2 separate regions of the Homo sapiens genome follow, and region 1 is linked to region 2. A link is an interaction called in ENCODE POLR2A ChIA-PET data of the cell type or tissue named here. Cell type or tissue: GM12878. All regions are shown on one strand. Region 1 overlaps UTP6 (UTP6 small subunit processome component). Region 2 overlaps SUZ12 (SUZ12 polycomb repressive complex 2 subunit).

Region 1 (5,000 bases), 55 kb before region 2:
TCAACCTGGGAGGCGGAGGTTGCAGTGAGCCAAGATCACACCACTGCCCTCCAGCCTGGGCGACAGAGCGAGACTCCGTCTCAAAAAAAAAAGAAATACAGTCCTTCTTGCCTGCAGATACAACACCTAGGACAGTAACTAGTATATAGTAGGCAGGGGTGAACTATGAGGCAGCTATTCAGTAAGAAAAACTGCTGAGGCCAACTGCCTAAGCTCAAGTCCTCAAAATAATTTCTCTTAGATTCATCAATCGAAATAAAATCCAAAATGGCTTGAGTCTAAATAAAACATAGAAAAATTGACAAAGATTTCACCATACCTGGTTTGTTGGAATGAATCGCCAACATGGCAGAGAATACCTTGCTAAGTCGAGTTTTAGTAGCCTGTAAAAAAGGAAAATATTTCTACTTCCTGCACAGATAAATCATTGATCTTACTCTCTAAGTAATATGTACCCTAACTTTACCAACTGTAAAATCCAATGGAGCATGACATGCTATTGCTAGGGATATATAAACGAACACAGACCCTCAAAATTTTCTACCTCAATTAAACCACTAAACACTTTAAATATCTTTTTAAAAAGTCAACTGTATTGAACAAACACACGTAAAAATTATATTCTTTTCAATTGAATTGGAAACCATAGTCATTCAGATATCCAATGTTATATTGATGTTCCGCCTTCTTGGGTTCTTTTTTCATGTTAACCCTACACTTCAGGAAAAAACATCTGGCATGAAGCTTAAAGGGCAGATTAACAAAAAGACGGTCAGAGGAAGCAAGACATGCATGGCTTTACTCACCCACTTCTTACAAAAAGCCACATAGGAGAGCCAAAGTTGAACATCGTCCTGCAAGAAAAGCAATGTAGTAAGCTGCCCAAATTTGACCTTTACATATAATACACCTTTGCATTAATTAATTTTGCTAAAAACAAGCAAATTTCAGGTTGGATGCGGTGGCTCACACCTGTAATCCCACCACTTTGTGAAGCCGAAGCGGGCGGATCACTTGAGGTCAGGAGATTGAAACCAGCCTGGCCAACATGGTGAAACCCCACCTAACCTAAAATTACAAAGATTATTGGGAGGCCAAGGCGGATTGATCACTTGAGGTCAGGAGTTCAAAACCAGCCTGTCAAATATGGTGAAACCCCGTCTCTACTAAAAATACAAAAAAATTAGCCGGACTTGGTGGCAGACCCCTGTAATCCCAGCTACTCAGGAAGTTGAGACAGGAGAATCGCTTGAAGCCGGGAGGCCGAGATCGGGCCACTGCACTCCAGCCTGGGCAACATAGGGAAGCTCCAACTCAAAAAAACAAACAAAAAAAATTAGCCAGGTGTGGTGGTATGTGCCTGTAATCCCAGCTACTAGGGAGGCTGAGGCAGAAGAATCACTTGAACCTAGGAGGCGAAGGTTGCAGTGAGCTGCCGAGATTGTGTGCCACTGCACTCTAACCTGGGTGACAGAGCAAGACTCCACCTCAAAAAAAAAAAAAAAAAAAAGCCAGGCACAATGGCTCAGGCCTGTAATCCCAGCACTTTTGGAGGCTGAGGCAGGTGGATCACCTGAGGTCAGGAGTTTGAGACCAGCCTGGCCAAGATGGTGAAACCCTGTCTACTAAAAATACAAAAATTAGCCAGGCGCGGTGGTGCGTGCCTGAAGTCCCAGGTACTGGGGAGGCTGAGGCAGGAAAATTGCTTCAATCTGGGAGGCAGAGGTTGCAGTGAGCCAAGATCACACCACTGCACTCTAGCCTGGGCAACAGAGCAAAACTCCATCCCCCACCAAAAAAAAAAAAAAAAAAAAAGAAGCAGATTTCAGAAAATCCAGTCACCTCTCATCCTATCTGGCTCTTCCTCACAAAGGCCTCCGATCTCTTAACTATGATAATTCAACCTTTCCCCCAACTCCCACTCACAATGCTCCAAAAAAACTTTGTTATCTATCCAGTTGGTTTAATGCAGTTCTTAAAGAATCTCAATCTGGGGTAGCAATATAAAATTTGTCATTACCAAGAATCCAAAATACTTCTCATATAATATACCCAATCCCAAACACTCCCGTAATCCCAGCACTTTGGGAGGCTGAGGTGGGCAGATCACTTGAGCCCAGGAGTTCGAGACCAGCCTAAAAAACATGACGAAACCCTATGTCTACCAAAAATACAAAAATTAGCCAGGCACGGTGGCATGCGCCTGTGATCCCAGCTACTGGGGAGGCTGAGGTGGGAGAATCATTTGAGCCTGGGAGGCAGAGGTTACAGTGAACCGAGATCACCCTACTGTACTCTAGTCTGGGCAACACAGTGAGACCTTATCTCAAAAAAAAAAAAAAAAGAAAAAAAAAAAAATCAAGTTTCTGAGGTATTGCCCCTACATAACCATTTATTTTCTAGCTCTAAGTCTTCAGTGTACTTACAAATATATACAAATATCTCCCAAATTTCCAATCCTTAGTAATGTATCAAATACACTGTTTTCAGCACTGTCCTCATAGAATAACTATAAGGTAATAAGATCAATTTTCTTACTGGTTTGTTAAGTGGCTCAAAAAATGTTTTGAGTAATGATACCATCATTAGAGTAAGTATAAAGATACCCAAGATAAAAATAGAAAACTGCATTTGAATCCCTAATACAATATGTATAATACTTATCTTCACATCTCATAAAGTTAAGGATGCCTTGATCACTCACTTTCCATTTTGCTGAGGCACGCTGGAAAACACCTTGTACCCGGTGTACAATAGAATTCTCAATCTCATCCTTCTTAAATGAATATCCAATGCGCTAAAGGGGGACATAAAAAAACAGAGCCTCAACTTAATCATATTTGTCCAAAACAGCATTCCTACTTGACCACTTAATGGTACTGATGAAGCAAACAAATAATTACAAATATCCATTATAGGCATATCACCACAGTTTTATCAACACTGTCTCCCAAACACAAGTCCTAACTATACAGCCATACTGCTTAGTTCTGTATTTTTCTCCAACTTCTAGAAAATCTTCTACTTACTGTTCTTCTTCTCTGGATCAGCTCCAAAAGATTAATTTCATACTATGAAAGAAAAACATACAAAAAAATGAGAAGCTAGAAAATCTAAAACCTTTTAAATACTGGAAATTTAGTTAAAGTCATAAAACAAAAATCGAGAATATAAAATAAAAAATAATGTGCTATCACATAATTTACAATAAATGTCTAGAACTCACTTAAAATTCACTTAGCTATAAAACTTAAACAGAATTAACAAGCTTATAATTACATGCTTCACTTAAAAATTATTCCATGAAATATTTCAAGCATATAAAACACCCCATGCAGCTACAATGCAGCTACACCAAACCTACATTGCACTACATTTGCTTCAAATCTTTTTTAGAAATAAAACAGTTCGTATAAAAATGAAGCTACCTATGTACCTATCTCTGATTCTACTCTTCTCCCTCTCCAGAGGCAGCAATTACCTTGACTTTGTTATCATTCCCAAACATGACTTTGGACTTTATTATAATGATGTCTTGAATGCCTTTAAATTTTACATAAATGGTATCATGCTACATCCATCAATCCATAGGTGTTTTGTTTTGTTTTTTTGAGACGGGGTCTCCCTCTGTCGCCCAGGCTAGAGTGCAGTGGCATAATCTCGGCTCACTGCAACCTCTGCCTCCTGGCTTTAAGAGATTCTCCTGCCTCAGCCTCCCGAGTAGCTTGGATTACAGGCGCCTGCCACCATGCCCGGCTAATTTTTGTATTTTTAGTAGAGATGGGGTTTCACCATGTTGGCTAGGCTGGTCTTGAACTCCCGACCTCGAGTGATCCACCCACCTTGGCCTCCCAAAGTGCTGGGATTATAGGCATGAGCCACCGTGCCCGGCCCATCAATCCATATTTCTACTCAACATTATCCCTTTAGCTATATCCCTATTCACCGAGGCTGGTGGTGTGTGCCTGTAATCCCAGCTACTTGGGAGGCTGATCAGGAGGTAGAGGTTACAGTCAGCCGAGATCATGTCACTGCACTCCAGCCTGGGTGACGGAGCGAGACTCCATCTCAAAAAAGAAAAAAAAAAAAAAGTTTGCTCTTATAATGAATATAAAGCAGTCCTACACCTGGTTTTTTTTTATTGTTTGTTTTTTTGAGATGGAGTCTCGCTCTGTCGCCCAGGCTGAAGTGCAGTGGCGCAACCTAGGCTCACTGCAACCTCCGCCTCCCGGATTCAAGCAGTTTTCCTGCCTCAGCCTCCCCAGTAGCTGGGATTACAGGTACGTGCTACCGTGCCTGGCTAATTTTTGTATTTTTAGTAGAGATGGGGTTCCACCATGTTGACCAGGCTGATCTCCAACTCCCAACCTCAAGTAATCCACCCGCCTCAGCCTCCCAAAGTGCTAGGATTACAGGCATGAGCTACCGCGCTCGGCCCCTACACCTTGTTTTAATCTTTATTTAACTAATTACTGATAAGGCTGATGTCTTTTCATAAGTTTAACTACAAGTGATGTTTCCCCTTTGTGACTTTCACGTTCACATGATTTGCCCATTTTTCTTTTTAGTTTTCATTTTCTTCTCGATTTACAGTTCTTTATATATGTGTATATGTAGTTCTAATTATGTGTTGTAAATATTTTCTCACATTTTGTGGCTTGTATTTTCACATTATTTGTAGTGTCTTTTTTGCACAGAAAAAAATTTTTTTTTTTTTTGAGACAGGGTCTCTATCACCCAGACTGAAGTGCAATGGCGCCATCATGGCTCACTACAGCTTCCACCTCCCAGGTTCAACTGATCCTCCCACCTCAACCTCCAGAGTAGCTGGGACTACAGGTGTGCACCACCATGCCCAGCTAATTTTTGTATTTTTTGTAGAGATGGGGTTTGCCATGTTGCCTAGGCTGGTCTTGAACTCCTGGGCTCAAGCGATCTGCCTGTCTCACACGTGAGCCGCCACGCCCCTCCAGAAATTTGTATTTTGAACACAATCAAAT
Region 2 (5,000 bases):
TTCTATTTTTTGGGAAATAGCTTTTTTCTCTTAAACTTGTCAAGTTAAAAGGTAGTAGTTTTATTACGATTTGATGGATCATTCCCTAACTTCAAAATTTTTTCATGATGTCAACAACTGTCTCTTTAATATGACATATCATTGAGCTTTAGGCTTTGCTGATAATCTTTGAGGATACCTTGTGAACTTCAAATATATTTTATAGAATATTTCTTTTTTTATGTGATGGTGCTAGTACATATTTGTTGTGTTGCTTAGTAGACGTGTTAAGTGTTTCAGAATACACATAATTTATATTTGTTTGGCTTAATTCAACAGATACTTGAATACCTACCAAGTATAAGGCACTATGCCAGCACTGCATAGCTTTCCTTGAAGAAGAGCAATTACTGCCCTTCAGGAATATATAATCTAGTAGGAGAAATAAAATATTTACATGAGTTTTACGTGTAGGAAACTGAATGAAAAGTAAGTGTCAAAATAAATATAAACCAAGTACCATGGGTAAGGAGAAATCACTGGTTTGGGAATAATTGGGTAAAAGGTTTAATGAAAACAAGTTAGCGTTTTAGATGGGGCTTGAAGGCTCGTGTGCTGTATTATACACCGTCTCCATAGTATTCATTGTTATGGCTAATCATCCATAATTTATCTTACTAAAAATAATCAAAATCTGGTTTCCATCTTGCCTATTAGAGTGACAATAAAGTATAATTTGTTTCTTTTTCCCAGTTGAGAAGTGATTATTTTGTTTATCTGTTTCTTCCAGGAAAACATTTAAAGTTGATGATATGTTATCAAAAGTAGAGAAAATGAAAGGAGAGCAAGAATCTCATAGGTAAGATAATCTATCAGTTTACATTAAGTGATATACTTTAGGAAAGAGGAAAAATTACAGTGATCATTTTCCTAGTGATCACCTTGATATAAGGAGTTAGAAGGAATCTTAGAGGTCAGTTTGGTCCAAACTCACACACAAGTCAGAAATTAATTTCTGTAGCATTCCTGGCAGAGAATACTTAAGCTGTGGCTTGAATACCTCCAGTGTAGTTGTATTTATTATTGTTTATCTTTATTACCAGTTTCTTCCATTTTGAGTGAAACCTCTGACTTCTGCCGTTGGTCTTAACTCTACCACCTCATTTAAAGAGGGATACTCACATTTATAGTATATGTGCTAGGTACTGTGGCAGGGACTTCACAATATCACGTATCTTGTAAGTTATTCTCAAATATGAGAGGGGTTCTCTTTTTTTTCCATCTTTTTCTTCTCATTTAAATCTATCAGGCAACATATTCATAACTTTTATTTCATATTTGAAATATGTTTCTCACATAGTTTCAGAAACTTGAACATTTGGACAGAATCTACTTGTTGTACATTATCAAATATATACCTAGAACGAATCCCTAAATGTTCTGACTAGTCTGATATCTGTCTACTCTAGATAGTATGCTTCTATTTATTTTTTGACACGTAAACTTTATTTTTTGATATTTTTGATAGAAAATTGAATATTCTAAGGAGAAACAGCAGCTTGGGTGGTGTTTGTTCATTCATTAACTCCTTTAGAGAGTGCAGAACTAAAAATATTAGATTCTTGAAAAAATAGAGTTGGAAAATTTGTCACAATGCATTTTTCTTTTCCTCCTAGTTTTAAATCACAGCTTACGAATTTAGATAGGATATACACTTAATGATGCATCATTTATGCATCTCATTGTTTTCCCATTGTTCTGTTGACTGGTAAAAGACTTCCTTTTTTTCAGTTTGGCTTCCTTCTATTTTAAGTTTGGCTTTGGAATTAAGTGATTTTTTTACTTGGATTATAAAATGATATTTTTTATTTTATATCCTGCAATCTTGTGGGGTTGAAGTATAATTTATATTTCCATGTCTAGGCAATCCTGACTTGTAAATAAACTGTGATAGTCCATTCTAGAAGCTGAGATCCTGAATTGTTACCTGTTATATCTGTTAATGCCCAGGGAGACCCTATAAGATAGAACTGAGAATATTCGCAGTGCACGCACATTTTTCTTTACTAGAATTTATATTCCAGATTCTTGTCTGGTCACCCACCCTAGACAGAGCTCTTGGGATCCTCAGGGCCTTTTTTACTTAAAATACAGACTGTAGTAAGATCCTGGTCTGACCTCCCTGCTTCTTTTCTCCTGACCACATTAAAAGTTTGCCCTATAGTCATTTCAGGGTTCAAGTGAGAAGGAAGCATGAACCAACAACAGGAACACTGGACCCTTCTCTTCATCTTCCTCATCAAGGTTTACCTTCACTACTAAACCCTATTACTATCTCATTGTGACATTGGGTTTGAAATTACAGAGCTTCCCTAAGTAAGAGTGTGTGGGAGATACATACTGTTCAATTCTCTCTGAACAATTGTTTCCCCAGTAATTTTGTTCCTTTTGACCTGGTGGGTTCAATAGCAACTCAAACATTAAAATCAGAGGGTTACATAAATTCCTGCTGGTAGTTTTGGAAGAGAATTTTTTGAGTCTTTAGGGTCTAGCTAGGACCAGTGAGTTGGCCATTTAAGCCTCTCAAGATTCTTATGAATGTCTCAGTATTGCTCCCAGAGGCACTAAGATGAATTAAGAAAGTGTGTCATTTTAAATTTACTGCTAAGACCCTACATTATTAACTTTCTTTAATCTATTTCTTTTTTTTTGAGATGGAGTCATGCAGTGGTGCTATCTCAGCTCACTGCAACTGCCACCTCCTGGATTCAAGCAATTATCCTGCCTCAGCCTCCCAATTATCTAGGATTACAGGCACCTGCCACCACACCCAGCCCCCCCCCCCCCCCCTTTTTTTTTTTTTTTTTTTTTTTTTTTTTGAGACCAAGTCTCCCTCTTGCTGAGGCTGGAGTGCAGTGGCGCGATCTTGGCTCTACAGCCTCCACCTCCCGGGCTCAAGCAATTCACCTGTCTCAGCCTCCTGAATAGCTGGGAATACAGACGTGCACCACCACACCCAGCTGATTTTGTATTTTTAGTAGAAACAGAGTTTCACCATGTTGGCCAGGCTGGTCTTGAACTCCTGAGCTCAAGTGATCTGCCTGCCTTGGCCTCCTGAAGTGCTGGGATTACAGGTGGGAGCCACCAAGCCTGGCCAATTTTTGTGTTTATTTATTTATTTATTTTGAAACGGAGGTTTGCTCTTGTTGTGCAGGCTGGAATGCAATGGCGTGATCTCCGCTCACTGCAACCTCTGCCTCCCGTGTTCTCCTGCCTCAGCCTCCCAAGTAGCAGGGATTACAGGTGCCCGGCATCACACCGAACTAATTTTTTCTTGAACTCCTGACCTCAGGTGATCTGCCCACCTCAGCCCTCCCAAAGTGCTGGAATTATAGGCATGAGCCACTGCGCCCAGCCTCCTTTAATCTATTTCTTATTTCAAATTAAGGTAATCTTATTTTTCTCCTAAACCTATCACACAGGGTTGTAGGAAGGACCCTAAACACCAGTATATGATGCCAGCAATATAAATATTTGCTTCTAAAATCTATTGTCAAATTCTTAAAAGATAACACAGGCCGGGCATAGTGGCTCACACCTATAATCCCAGCATTTTGGTGGCTGAGGTGGGTGGATCACTTGAGGCTAGGAATTTGAGACTGCCCTGGCCAACAGGGGAAAACCCTTTCTCTACAAAAAACACAAAAATCAGCCAGGCGAGGTGGTGTACACCTGTAATTCCAGCTACTTGGGTGACTGAGGCAGGAGAATCCCTTGAACCCGGGAGGCAGAGGTTGCAGTGAACTAAGATTGTGCTACTGCACTCCAGCCTGGGCAAGAGTGTGACTCTGTCTCAAAAAAAGAAAAAAGATGATAAATCTTTGTTGTTCCATAACATTAGTTAGTAGAAGTTAATATCTTAAATCGTACACAAAAGTATCTCTCCTCCATTTATGTTCTTTTTTTTTTTTGAGACGGAGTCTCGCTCTGTCACCGAGGCTGGAGTGCAGTGACGCGATCTCAGCTCACTGCAGGCTCTGCCCGCCGGGGTTCACGCCATTCTCCTGCCTCAGCCTCCCGAGTAGCTGGGACTACAGGCGCCCGCCACCTTGCCCAGCTAATTTTTTGTATTTTTAGTAGAGACGGGGTTTCACCGTGTTAGCCAGGATGGTCTCGATCTCCTGACCTCGTGATCCGCCCATCTCAGCCTCCCAAAGTGCTGGGATTACAGGCGTGAGCCACCGCGCCCGGCATATATTCTTTGTACTATTTCAGTTTGACTGGGTCCCAGATCTGTACAGGTCTAGTCTGGGAGTCTTCCACTAGAATTCATATTCCTTTAGCACTGCCAAAGTTATAGTATGTCTGCTCCTGAGCCCAATATATTTCATTCCTCAAAGTTCAAGGGGTATCAAGATAAAAATACCATAGTAGTATAGCCCAAAAGTTAGTTCAGTCAAATAAATGCCTGAGTTTATTATGACATTTGTAGTAATTTATAAACTAAACCAAGATATGAGCATTATCTGTTCAAAAGAAGTTGGTGTTTCACGGTCTTTTATATTTTAGACCTACAGTTGTCTTAAGTCACTTGCAGAAACTTGTTGGTGGAAGGAGGTGATAGAAAAACATGAGCTATTAAATGGTGGTTAGTTCTTTTTTTTTTTTTTTTTTGAGACGGAGTCTCGCTCTGTCACCCAGGCTGGAGTGCAGTGGCGCCATCTCAGCTCACTGCAAGTTCCGCCTCCCGGGTTCACGCCATTCTGCCTCAGCCTTCTGAGTAGCTGGGTCAGGTGCGTGCCACCACGCCTGGCTAATTTTTTGTATTTTTAGTAGAGACGGGGTTTCACCATGTTAGCCAGGATGGTCTCGATCTCCTGACCTCGTGATCCACCCGCCTTGGCCTCCCAAAGTGCTGGGATTACAGGTGTGAGCCACCGCGCCCAGCCTTTTTTTTTTTTTTTTTGAGACAGAGTCTCACATTGTCGCCCAGGCTGGAGTGTAGTGGTGCGATCTTGGCT

The links. ChIA-PET counts read pairs that join two places held together with the same protein. Peaks named below come from ENCODE experiments on the same cell type or tissue, not always from the same donor. Only the 100,000 strongest peaks of a DNase experiment are listed, where the experiment ranks them.
Region 1: POLR2A ChIA-PET joins it to region 2 with 8 read pairs; 4 of 35 experiments call an interaction of 5 or more read pairs at or near these places.

What each region holds. Positions count from the first base shown.
Region 1 is chr17:31,891,941-31,896,940 of GRCh38, forward strand. UTP6 (UTP6 small subunit processome component) reads right to left here. Exons shown (of 19, transcript NM_018428.3): 3 at 3,030-3,071; 4 at 2,705-2,797; 5 at 807-854; 6 at 320-383. Among named protein-coding and RNA genes, the nearest start is that of UTP6, 7.3 kb to the right of the region's middle. In GM12878, no CTCF peak of the experiment used is centred here; no DNase peak of the experiment used is centred here.
Region 2 is chr17:31,946,848-31,951,847 of GRCh38, forward strand. SUZ12 (SUZ12 polycomb repressive complex 2 subunit) reads left to right here. Exons shown (of 16, transcript NM_015355.4): 4 at 770-838. Among named protein-coding and RNA genes, the nearest start is that of SUZ12, 12 kb to the left of the region's middle. In GM12878, no CTCF peak of the experiment used is centred here; a DNase peak (open chromatin) is centred at 2,854.